Regions from separate parts of the Homo sapiens genome. Here region 1 is linked to region 2. A link is a contact called in ENCODE Hi-C data. All regions are on one chromosome and are shown on one strand. The core of a region is the stretch at or near the end of the contact, and the rest is flanking DNA. Distances in the headings are between cores, read along the strand shown.

Evidence for each region. Hi-C counts contacts between places; a loop is a spot of excess contacts on that map. Pooled maps may share reads with other maps.
Region 1: a loop to region 2 is called in a map with no recorded cell type, with 8 times the contacts of the local background. The contact joins the enhancer-like site here to the promoter of KLHL29 in region 2. A Hi-C loop is called at or near these places in 2 of 37 single-sample maps with no recorded cell type and 2 of 50 pooled maps.

What each region holds. Positions count from the first base shown.
Region 1 is chr2:25,207,143-25,212,321 of GRCh38, forward strand. LINC01381 (long intergenic non-protein coding RNA 1381) reads left to right here. Exons shown (of 2, transcript NR_132378.1): 2 at 1,832-2,060. Among named protein-coding and RNA genes, the nearest start is that of LINC01381, 5.4 kb to the left of the region's middle. Within about 2 kb of position 3,254, at least 6 of the 41 ENCODE cell types and tissues checked have a DNase peak (open chromatin) inside an H3K27ac peak, as active enhancers do.
Region 2 is chr2:23,383,619-23,389,159 of GRCh38, forward strand. KLHL29 (kelch like family member 29) reads left to right here and starts at 1,561. Exons shown (of 14, transcript NM_052920.2): 1 at 1,561-2,162. LINC02923 (long intergenic non-protein coding RNA 2923) reads right to left here and starts at 3,700. Exons shown (of 6, transcript NR_187213.1): 1 at 1-3,700. RefSeq lists silencers at 1,298-1,647, 1,818-2,677, 2,918-3,037, 3,058-3,227, 3,398-3,447.

The DNA.
Region 1 (5,179 bases), core at 2,004-4,503, 1.8 Mb after region 2:
CAGTCAGCTGACAAACACACTGAAAAAGTGAACCCTCCGGGGGGTCCCTTGATCTTTTGTGGTCTCACCACTCACAGACCAGCTACTACCAAAAAGGGAAGTCTCTCCACCAGGCAGGGAGGAGACGTCACAAGGGGCTTCCCAAACATTTCCCGCTGCAAGAGGCCTGGTCTTTGGAAGTGGACCATCAGGCTCAGAAACAGGTTCCCTGGGGCAGCCAGAGGAAAATGCAATCAGACAGGAAAGGAGCAAATAACGCAGTGCCCCTGGGGTTCCCTTGGCTCTCCCAGAGAAAAACAGTCAGCCTGACTTGGGTTTCCCTCCAGTGGACCAGCTGAGGTCACTCCACAGACATCCTGGGCTCCTCCCAGGCCTCTTCTCCTTCCAGATACGTCCTGGGCTGCTTGTGTGAAAGGGTTCCAGTTCCCACACTGTCCTCTCCACCAGGGAGAAAAGCTGAAGCCATGATCCTGAAGGTGTTCAACTCAAGATGCTTTCTATTTTAACTCGAACTCTTGAGATGCCTTGTTTTCCAGAGCTCCAGGACCACCGTCCACCAGCTGTACTGCTGACCTTTGCTGTGGTTGGCTTTGCTGTCCTCTCAGCCTAAGACGCCCTTGGCCTTCTCTGTCCTGTGAACTCCCACCCCATCCTTTAAGGCAGGGAATGGTACACTTTTTCTGTAAAGGCCTAGATAGTAAATATATTAAGCTTTGTGTATAGTCTCTGTCACAACGATCCATAGAATGAGCATGGCTGTATTCCCACTACATTTTATTTACGGACATTTTAGTCTTTTTCTTCTTTTTGAGATGGGGGTCTCACTATGTTGCCCAGGCTGGTCTCAAACTCCTGGATTCAAGCGATCCTCCAGCCTTGGCCTCCTACATAGCTGGACTATACATACACACCACCATACCCAGTGTGGACACTTATAACCGGGCTCAACTGTAAATCCCTAAGATATAGATTGAAGTCCTGTAGCTGTGAATGTGACCTTATTTGGAAATAGGGTCTTTGCAGATGTAATCAGGTTAAGATGAGGTCACTGGGGTGGGCCGTAATCCAATAGAACTGGTGTCTATATAAGAGGGAGATGGGCCGAGCATAGTGGCTCACTTCTGTAGTCTCAGCTATTGGGAGTCTGATGGGGGAGGAGCCTGGGAGATGGAGGCTGCAGTGAGCCGTGATTGCACCACTGCACATCAGCCTGAGCAACAGAGCGGGAACTTGTCTCCAAAAAAATAAATAAATAGTCTGGGGCTCGGTGGCTCACGCCTGTAATCCCAGCACTTTGGGAGGCCGAGGCGGGTGGATCACGAGGTCAGGAGATCGAGACCATCCTGGCTAACATGGTGAAACCCCGTCTCCACTAAAAAAAAATACAAAAAATTAGCCGGGCTTGGTGGCAGGCGCCTGTAGTCCCAGCTACTCGGGAGGCTGAGGCAGGAGAATGGAGTGAACCCAGGAGGTGGAGCTTGCAGTGAGCCGAGATCGCGCCACTGCACTCCAGCCTGGGCGACAGAGCAAGACTCTGTCTCAAAATAAATAAATAAATAAATAAATAAATAAATAAATAAATAAATAAAAATAACAGAGGGAAATGTGGATACCCATAAAAAGGAGAACGCCATACGAGGACGCAGACACAGAGGGAAAGTGGCTGTGACCTTGATTTTGTACTTCTAAGCCTCCGGAACTGTGGGACAATAAGTTTCTGTGTTTTAAGCCACCTGGTTTCTGGTACTTTGTTATAGCAGCCCTAGGAAACTAACACCAACATTTCGATTTCAAAGTGTTCACACGTCTTCTTCTTCTTCTTCTTCTCCAGATATTATCAGCCAAGCTAGAACACAAGGCAGCCCACCAACCCAGCACAGATTTGAACAGGCAGCTGAGGAGAGAGCCTGGGATGCCAGCTCTGAAGTGTTCACCGCTAGAAGTGTTCCCTTGTCAAAGAAAGAAGCCATCCCTTGTCAGTAGATGGTCAGGAGTTCAAGACCAGCCTGGGCAACATGGTGAAACCCCGTCTTTACAAAAAAATACAAACATTAGCCAGGCGTGGTGGCCTGTGCCTGTGGTCCCAGCTGCTTGGGAGGCTGAGGTGGGAGGATCACTTGAGCCTGGGAGGTCGAGGCTGCAGTGCCACAGTGCACTTCTACCATCACTTGTCACGGCTCATTGAACCCATGTGACCCTGATCCAAGCCAGGCAACCACAGTCTCTGTCCCAGAAACTTGGTGTGAAGTCAGAGACAGAGTCAGTTGGTGCCAGTATAAGGACTGGAAGGTTATGAAGGCTGGGACATGAGACCTTTGGGGTCAGCCATGAGGGTGCCAGCTGGAAATCAGTGACCGAGGGCAAGGGAAGGAACCCGATCAACAGAAGGGCAGAGGCAGGGCATACACAGTCCCTGATGGAAGGATAGACAGAGAGAGCAGCCACCTGGGAAACCCTGCTTACGCTGATGCCCATCCTGCCTCCTACAACTGAATTCCATGAAATGCTGTCATGGTTATTCTAAGTCCCCCTTGACTTCAGCAGCTTTAGTGGGCTTCTGGGCCTTGCAGCCAAACCAGCTGCCAGGCATCCAGCCCAAAGTAGGTCCTCAAAGTATCCTGCCCATCTGCCTTTTAGGGCTGGGATTCCTTACTTTTGCCCAGGAAAGGCATCTTGGGGTGACATCTGGGAAGCAAGGATCACTCAGAAAAGAGGGAAGGAGCTGGGGCTGGGATTCCAACAATTTCACTGTGGCAGCATGTATGGTCCAGCCCTATGGCGCCTTGTTGGTTTTCTCTTCATGTGCGGAGACGAGAGATTGTAGAAAAATAAGACACAAGACTAAGAGAGAGTATGACAGACAGCTGGGCCCAGGGGGCCACTACCACCAATGTGCAGAGTCCGGTAGTGGCCCCGTATGTCTGGATGCACTGCTATTTATTGTATACAAGGCAAGGGGGCAGGATAAGGAGAGTGAGTCATGTCAAGTGATTGATAAGGTCAAGCAAGTCACGTGTCCACCGGACAGGGGGCCCCTTCCCTTTGTGGTAGCTGAAGCAGAGGGAGGACATCATGCATCAGCCTTTTTTCTATGTGCTTATCAGAGATCAAAGACTTTAATACTTTCACTATTTCTGCTACTGCTATCTTCTAAGGACTTAAGAGGGGAACCAGGTATATAGGCAGAACATGAAAGTGAACGAGTGTGACCACCGAAGCACAGCACCACAGGGAGACGTTTAAGCCTCCGGATGTCTGTGGGTAGACTGGCTGATGTCCAACCTCCCACAAGAGGCTGGTGGAGCAGGTGTTCTCTAACTCTTCCAAGGAAAGGGAAACCCCCTTTCATGGTCCGCTAAGTAACAGGTGCCTTCCCAGGAACACAAGCCCACAAGCGGCCTTTATCCGGGCGTGACAGAGGGCTCACGCTCTTTTTTTTTTTTTTTTTTTTTTGAGACGAAGTCACTCTGTCGTCCAGGCTGGAGTGCAGTGGTGCGATCTCGGCTCACTGCAAGCTCTGCCTCCCGGGTTCATGCCATTCTCCTGCCTCAGCCTCTCGAGTAGCTGGGACTACAGGCGCCCGCCACCATACCCAGCTAATTTTTTGTATTTTTAGTAGAGATGGGGTTTCCCCGTGTTAGCCAGGATGGTCTCGATCTCCTAACCTCGTGATCCGCCTGCCTTGGCCTCCCAAAGTGCTGGGATTACAGGCGTGAGCCACCATGTCCGGCCTGACAGAGGGCTCACACTCTTATCTTCTGGTCACTTCTCACAATGTTCCTTCAGCTCCTGACTGTACTGGCTGGTTATTCCTCGGTTATAATAGTAAAGCACAGATTAATACTAAAACTAATGATTGATAATATCCATATATAATCATCTCTATATCCTATTTCTAGTATAACTTTTCTTATTCTATTTTCTTTATTATACTGGAACAGTTTGTGCCTTCAGTCTCTTGCTTCGGCACCTGGGTGGCTTTCCGCCCACAGCAGCAAGAGTCATTGTTAGTAATAAGTCTTAATACTGTACCATAAGGTTGCAACTTGTTTATTTTTTTGAGACAGAGTCTCACTCTGTCTCCCAGGCTGGAGTGCGGTGGTGCAATCTTGGCTCGCTGCAGCCTCAACCTCCCAGGCTCAAGCGATCCTCCCACCTCAGCCTCCCAAGTAGCTTGGGACCACAGGCACGAGCCACAACACTCAGCTAATTTTTGTACTTTTTGTAGAGACAGGGTTTCACTATGTAGCCTAGGCTGATCTCAAACTCCTGAGCTCAACTGATCCATTTGCCTTGGCCTCCCAAAGTGCTGGGATTACAGGTGTGAGCCACCGCACCTGGCTACATCTCATTTATTGAGTACTCGTTTATATCCTCTAGTGAACACCTAATATACATATCTTAATCCTCACAACAGCCTAGGAAGGAGGCTACTAATTGTGTCAATTTTATTTGCTGAGTCTTTAAAAAGGTTGAGTTGATTATCACAGCTGGTAGAGGGCTAGGATTTAAACTCAATCTGTCTGCATTTTCTGCTTTGCCACACTGCACTCCTGCCATAATTAGGATCCATCTTCCTAGGGTTGATTCCTCCAGCTGCTGTGGCCTAAAAAATGTGAGTTAATTGGTTACAGAGTAGGGATACCATGTTTGTACTCTAATTTTTTCAAGAGCTGAGTGGTCTCAAAGTGGTCTGAGGACAGCCACCAGTAGCACTTTCTGTTGCCCTCTGTTGTTCCAAGTTCATCTCCCTAACTAGACAGCATGCTCTTTGATGGAGGGCCTCTGCTATCTTGACTTTTTTTTTTTTTAGACTGAGTCTCACTCTGTTGCCAGGCTGGAGTGCAGTGACGCGATCTTGGCTCACTGCAACCTCTGCCTCCTGGGTTCAAGCGATTCTCCTGCCTCAGCCTCCCAAGTAGCTGGGACTACAGGTGCGTGCCACGACACCCAGCTAATTTTTGTATTTTTAGTAGAGACGGGGTTTCACCATGTTGGCCAGGATGGTCTCGATCTCTTGACCTCGTGATCCACCCACCTCGGCCTCCCAAAATGCTGGGATTATAGGAGTGAGCCACCGTGCCCGGCCGATTTTTTTTACTTTATCCTGAAAACCATGTGTAACGGCCTCTGGTTGCTATTGTTTTAGTGCTGACCAGCCCCTTTCCATCCCATTTCC
Region 2 (5,541 bases), core at 311-2,810:
GCCAGTTTTCCTGGCTGTCGTCCTCATGAAGGGTGGCTTCCTCCCTGAAGTGCTCCGCTCTGTCCCCTCCCTTGAGTCCCGGGCTTCACACACACAAACTCTGTTGGATGTTTTTTCCAGGAAATGCAGTTATTCTGACACTAGTGGGCCATTTCCCCGGCGTCCTCATTCCATTTCTGACAGTGCTCCTGCTACCCTCAGTAGATTATTATTATTTATTATTTATCAGCCACGACACTGTACTCTGCTTCCTACAAAATATTAAAGAAGACACAATCCGTGCGCTGAGTTTACAGCCAAGGAGAGCAGAGGCCTGGATCAGACATCACAGGGGGGGAGCTGAGAAGAAAATATTTACCGGCTCAGTCCTCCTTGGCCCTGGTAGATGGAGGCAAGGACTGGCAAAGCCCTCCCCAGGCCAGCTCCTCCCAGCTGGGCCCCCACAGCCAGCTCCCCACACTACCTACAGCACCCCAACTCCAATTTCTAGCAAGGCCTCAGGCCTCAGGCCTTTACCCGGGGGAGCGGAGGGAGGGTGGAGGATGAGGATTGGGCCCTCAGGCCTTTACATTCAGACAGGGGTGGAGGAGGAGGGCAGGTACAGATATTTCCTCTGAAACTCAAAACCAGGTAAAGGGGATGTAGGGGAGGAGGGAGAGGTCGGGGAATAAAAACCAGATTAGGAGAGCGGTCGGGGTGGAGAAGACTGTGCCCAGAGTGAAATATTCTAGCATAATGGAAAAGCCCTCATTGGGGGTCCCACACGCCTCTGGCCAAATCTCTTCTATTAGGGTTAGAAGTTAGGGTCTGTGTAGACAGCATGTGTAGACCGAGAGGTGGTGGGACTGAGAAGTCAGTGTAGACAGTGTGAGAGAGAGCGAGCTGTGGTGGGGGTGAGTAGTCGGTATAGACATCAAAGGCTGGTCAGGCTGTTAAACAGAGAAGGCTTCCTGGATTCCTAAGGGTCAGTATGAACAGAAAAGTCGCGCGCCCCAGGAGAGGCAGGGCTGACTCAGAAGGCTGGTGGACACTTTGCAGGGCTCTCCCTGGTCCTTCAGAGGTGTGGACAATTCCTGCTCCTTTCCAAGGCTGGAGTGTCATAAAGAGGGCGGAAGCTGAAAGACGATTGGACTTTTTCCTTCTCAAACTTTTCCGCCAGTTTCCTCAGGTGTTGAGAGCAGACGGGGAGCTCGCCTCAGTCCCGGGCCCCCAACCCTGGGCCAGCAAGGCCAGGAGGCCACGGCGGAGCAGCCCGTGCCACGCGCCGTGCGTCTGCCGGGCGCGGCCGCGGAGCCAGGCGAGCCGGGGGCCACCGCGGGGGGCGGGGGCGGCGGACGGACGGACCGACGGACACACCCGCGAGCACTCCAACCTCGGACCCGGCGCGCGGCAGCCGGGAATCCCTCGGGCCGGGGAAACTGCGCACGGGGCCCGGCCTGGCCGGGCCGGGCCAGAGGGCCCCGCCTCCCCCACCCGCCACCCCCGCCCACTCGGGCGCCCGTGATTGGCTCCGCCCGCCCCTGGCTGCGCGCCGAAGCCCGCCTCCCTCGCAGCTAAAGCAGACGGTACCCGGAGCGGAGCGAGCCAGAAGGGAGCATGGTCCCCGCGCCGCGGCCGCGCCAGCCCCCGCGCCGCCGCCGCCGTCCCCGCCACCGCGGATCTCGCCGCAGCTCCAGCCCCGGCCCCGGCTCCGCAGCGCCCGTCCGCAGCCCCGGCGGTCGCCGCGCTTGAGCGCAGCCCCCGCCCGGAGCCCGAGCCGCGAGCCCGGAGCCAGCCCCAGCCCCGCGGCCGCCGCGGCTGCGGGGAGAGGGCGGGGGCGATGCTGCCGGAGCCGCCGCCGCCGCCGCCGCCTCGATGAGAGCCGCGCCGCACCGCTCATAGCCGCACAGGCTGACAGGCAGGAGGACCGACTTCCCTCTCCCGGGCATCCTCCCTGGGCTGCCGGGAGGCGGCGGCGGCGGAGGAGGAGGAGGAACGAGGGGAGAAGGCGGAGAGCAGGAACGCGAGGAGGAGGACCTGGATCCGTTTCCTCCGGCCAGGACCCGAGCGGCCCCAGCCACCGCTACCCGCCGGCGCTGTCCGCTCTCCATCAGCCCTCCTGCGCCCACCCGCGACCCCGGGCTCTCTGCGCGTCGGGCCGGGGCCGGAGCCGCGCGCCGGAGGTAAGAGCCGGGCCGGGCTGGAGCGCCTCGGATGCGGCGCCGGAGGGAGACCCAGGTCCTGGCCGCCGCGTGGGGCCGGGCCGGGCCGGGCGTGGGAGCGGGGCCGGAACCCGGAACCCTGGGCTCGGCTTCGGCGGCGGCGGCGGCGACAGGAGCCTCCCGCGTCTGGACTCGCAGGCTGCAGGAGCCCTTGCGCCTGCGCTGCTCCAGGGGGAAAAAAAGGGGGGGAAAAAACTTCCTGCCCCCGGGTGTGTATGCACCGGGGCTGCCTGGGGCCACTGTCACGGTGTTCGGAGGTGCTGGAGGCTTGTGTGACCCCTGGCCGGAGCAGCCCCCCTGCTGGGCCCGGCGGCGCGCGCCCCTCTCCAGGCCACGTTCCCCTGAGCGGCCCAGGGCCCCGGCCGGGCAGGAGACCTGGAGGCGACGGAGGGCTGGCCCCCAGGGGCGGCCGCGCGCACTGTCCTTTGGGGAGGTGCGCGCCTCTGTGCAGCGAGAAGCCAGGTTGGGGTTTTCTGCCCCTCGCGTCCTCTGATCTCGCATTTGGGGACTGGGTCTCTTTACTCAATCCCAAGTAACTTTCGAGGTAGATGAGCTCGAAAACCGTCGGGAGGGAACCCGCACAGACCTTATTGTGACCCACCCCACCCCGACACACACACGCACACTTCCCTTGACACCTTGTGGGTGCCAGCGTGTTGTGGGGGGACGCGGAAAGGAGAGCTCACGGGGACGGCGAAGCGGCCAGGAGGTGGTGTCGTTGGGGAGGGGTTGTTGATGTGTGGGACAGGGTGGACCTGGAGATGTGTAGTGTGGGAGTGTGAACGCGCGCCCCGATGGCCTCGGGGGGCCGGGGGAGCCCAGGGCTCGCGTCCCGGTCTCCGTGGCCTGGAGCGGGCTGAGAGCGCTAGGGTTATCTGCGGTCGCCGCGCGGGTGCCCGCGCTGGGCAGCGTCGGCCCCGGGCCCCAAGGGAGGGACGTGCTCGCCTGGGGCCGGAGCGCGGGGCTGGGAGCCGGGGTAGGTCGGAGGTGGCTCTTAGGGCAGGTCGCCTCTGCGTTGCCTGGGGAAGGCGGGGACGCGCTGCCTGCCTGCGGCCAGCCGTCTCGGAGGAGGGGGTGGCGGCCACGCGCGAGTCTCGGATGCCTGGGTCCACCCGCTGAGAAGCCAGTTGTCGTCCCTGGGCTGTGGAACCAAGCGGCAGACGCGGTCCGTTGGCGGGCCCTCGCGCGGGCCCCCAGAGATGCTGATGGGTAAGGAGCTGCCGCCGCCGCCGCTGCCATCCCCGCCGCTCTGCAAACGTTCTCCTCCCTCCCTCCCGTGCTTGCGCCGCGGCGCGCCCCGGGCGAATCGTGGACGCAGGTATTTATGTAGCATTAGGCGAGACCTCGGCGCTGGAGGGACCAGACCGTGGAGGACGCCGAGCTGCTGCTGCCTGCGAAACTTCCACTTCGGCAGCTCAGCGGCATCCCGGCCCGCTGCTGCAGGTTCCAGCCTCTCTCCAGTCCAGCAACGCTGGGATTCGGACTCCTCTTGCAATGACAGATCTGTCCTGGTTACGGCTGTATTTATACTAGTTTCAGTCTCTTTAAAGTCATCTGTCTAGTCACTACAGAGTTTCTTCCTCGCCGTGTGGTCTTATCACTAACTCAGCCCTGGGAGGGCAGATTTGAGGAATTGCTTCATTTTCAGATGAATGACAGCAGACTTGTCCCACCTCATTCCTGATTTATTATTATTATTATTATTATTATTATTATTATTATTATTATGGAAAGAAGGTATAGAGCTTTTTAATTTTTTTGTGAGGGAGGAGAATGAACAATTTTATAGATTGTTCTTTCCGACACTTAGAGAAAACATGTCCAGTAAGCACTAGTGAATACTTTAAAGGCTGGTTGGCATGCGTGTATTTGATTAGTCCATAATCTAGGTGTTTATACAGGTATGGAGCTGTGTGCTACTGATGAATAGTCTCCGTCCCATACATTGTGCTGGAGTGCACTTGATTTATCACCCTGCTATAAATCAGGGAATTACTAGCACATGTGCCTTTTAAACTCTATATGAATTTAATGGCATTTAAATTGGTTTATGGGCTGATGCATCTAACCAATTTTAATAACTTTTCTGCACAAACATCTTATAAACCATATTTGCCTGTGATTAAGAAAAACATTTTCTTCTCCTCGGTCTCTCGGTTATGGAAATTTATAGGTCTCCAACTTTCATTTGCAAGCAGCAATCCAAACGAAATACCTAGAGTTTTACTGAAATAAAATATCCTATGGTAGCCATGGTAACAAATAGATTAAGGGTTATTGGTTTTCATCTGAATGTGATGGGGGGTGGGGATCTAGTGTTGTGTCTTTTTAATTATGTTTCTAATGAGTGGTGGTCATACTTCAAGTACTCAGTGTGGGAGACAAGCAAGACTGAGAATTCAGGTTTGTGGGAGGTTTATTGAAACAAAGACTAGTAGAGCCCAGGAGAATGACTTTTGCTAACTGCAGCTCCTCATATCTAGGAACAAAATGGATAAAAACCTTTTTTTTGTTTTTCCAGTAGATGAGCATTGAGTCAGTCACTTTAAGACCGGAAAATGCATTTTGCTTATAAACTATTACCAAAGGAACCTCTAAATCCAGCCTGTTTTCTAGGAATAAACATGTTGGAAGTGTGGCGGTTGGTGTGGATTGAGTGTCACCGTTGTTATCAACACCTGTCAGTTTAAGTGAGGCACATCATTAGTCTATTCAAATCTTGCCTATTTCAGTATTCATGCATTTCCATGGTGATCCATTCATTTTTATTTAGTCAACCTTATAAATCTTTGGCATCAATTTTAGTTGTGCCATCTTTTTCCTTCTTTTATCAATTGATTTGGCTACAAACCATTCCTAGTTTAAAGTATCTCCTTCTTTTTTCCTGCTAGTTTCTAAAAGCCTACACTATTCCCAGCTACATACAGATATAAAGGAGTTAATTTTTTTTCATCAACTCAAATGGCACCCCTAATACTAATGTCATTTTTTGGCATCTCATTTGATATGTATGTGTACATGGGTTTTTTTTTTCTTTCTTTCAGCAGGCTTACTGTAAAGCTTTCTCACTTTTTGGCTGGGAGACATCAATTCAGTCCAGCAGAACTAACTAAAGTTTTTCCTTCCTTCCTCCTTTTTGCTTCCTTCCTTTTTTTCTTTCTTTCTTCTTCTTTTTTTTTTTTTTTTTTTTAAAATCCCAGTACTGTTATGGCTTAGGCATTCTTTGTGTCATCGGTTGTATCTGGCTTGGAGAGACTTCGAGACTATATTAGAGCAGGTCTGTCCTGGGGTCTTTTCTAGTAGTGGTCAAAGCCAGAAGTTTTCAGAACAGCAGAGGATT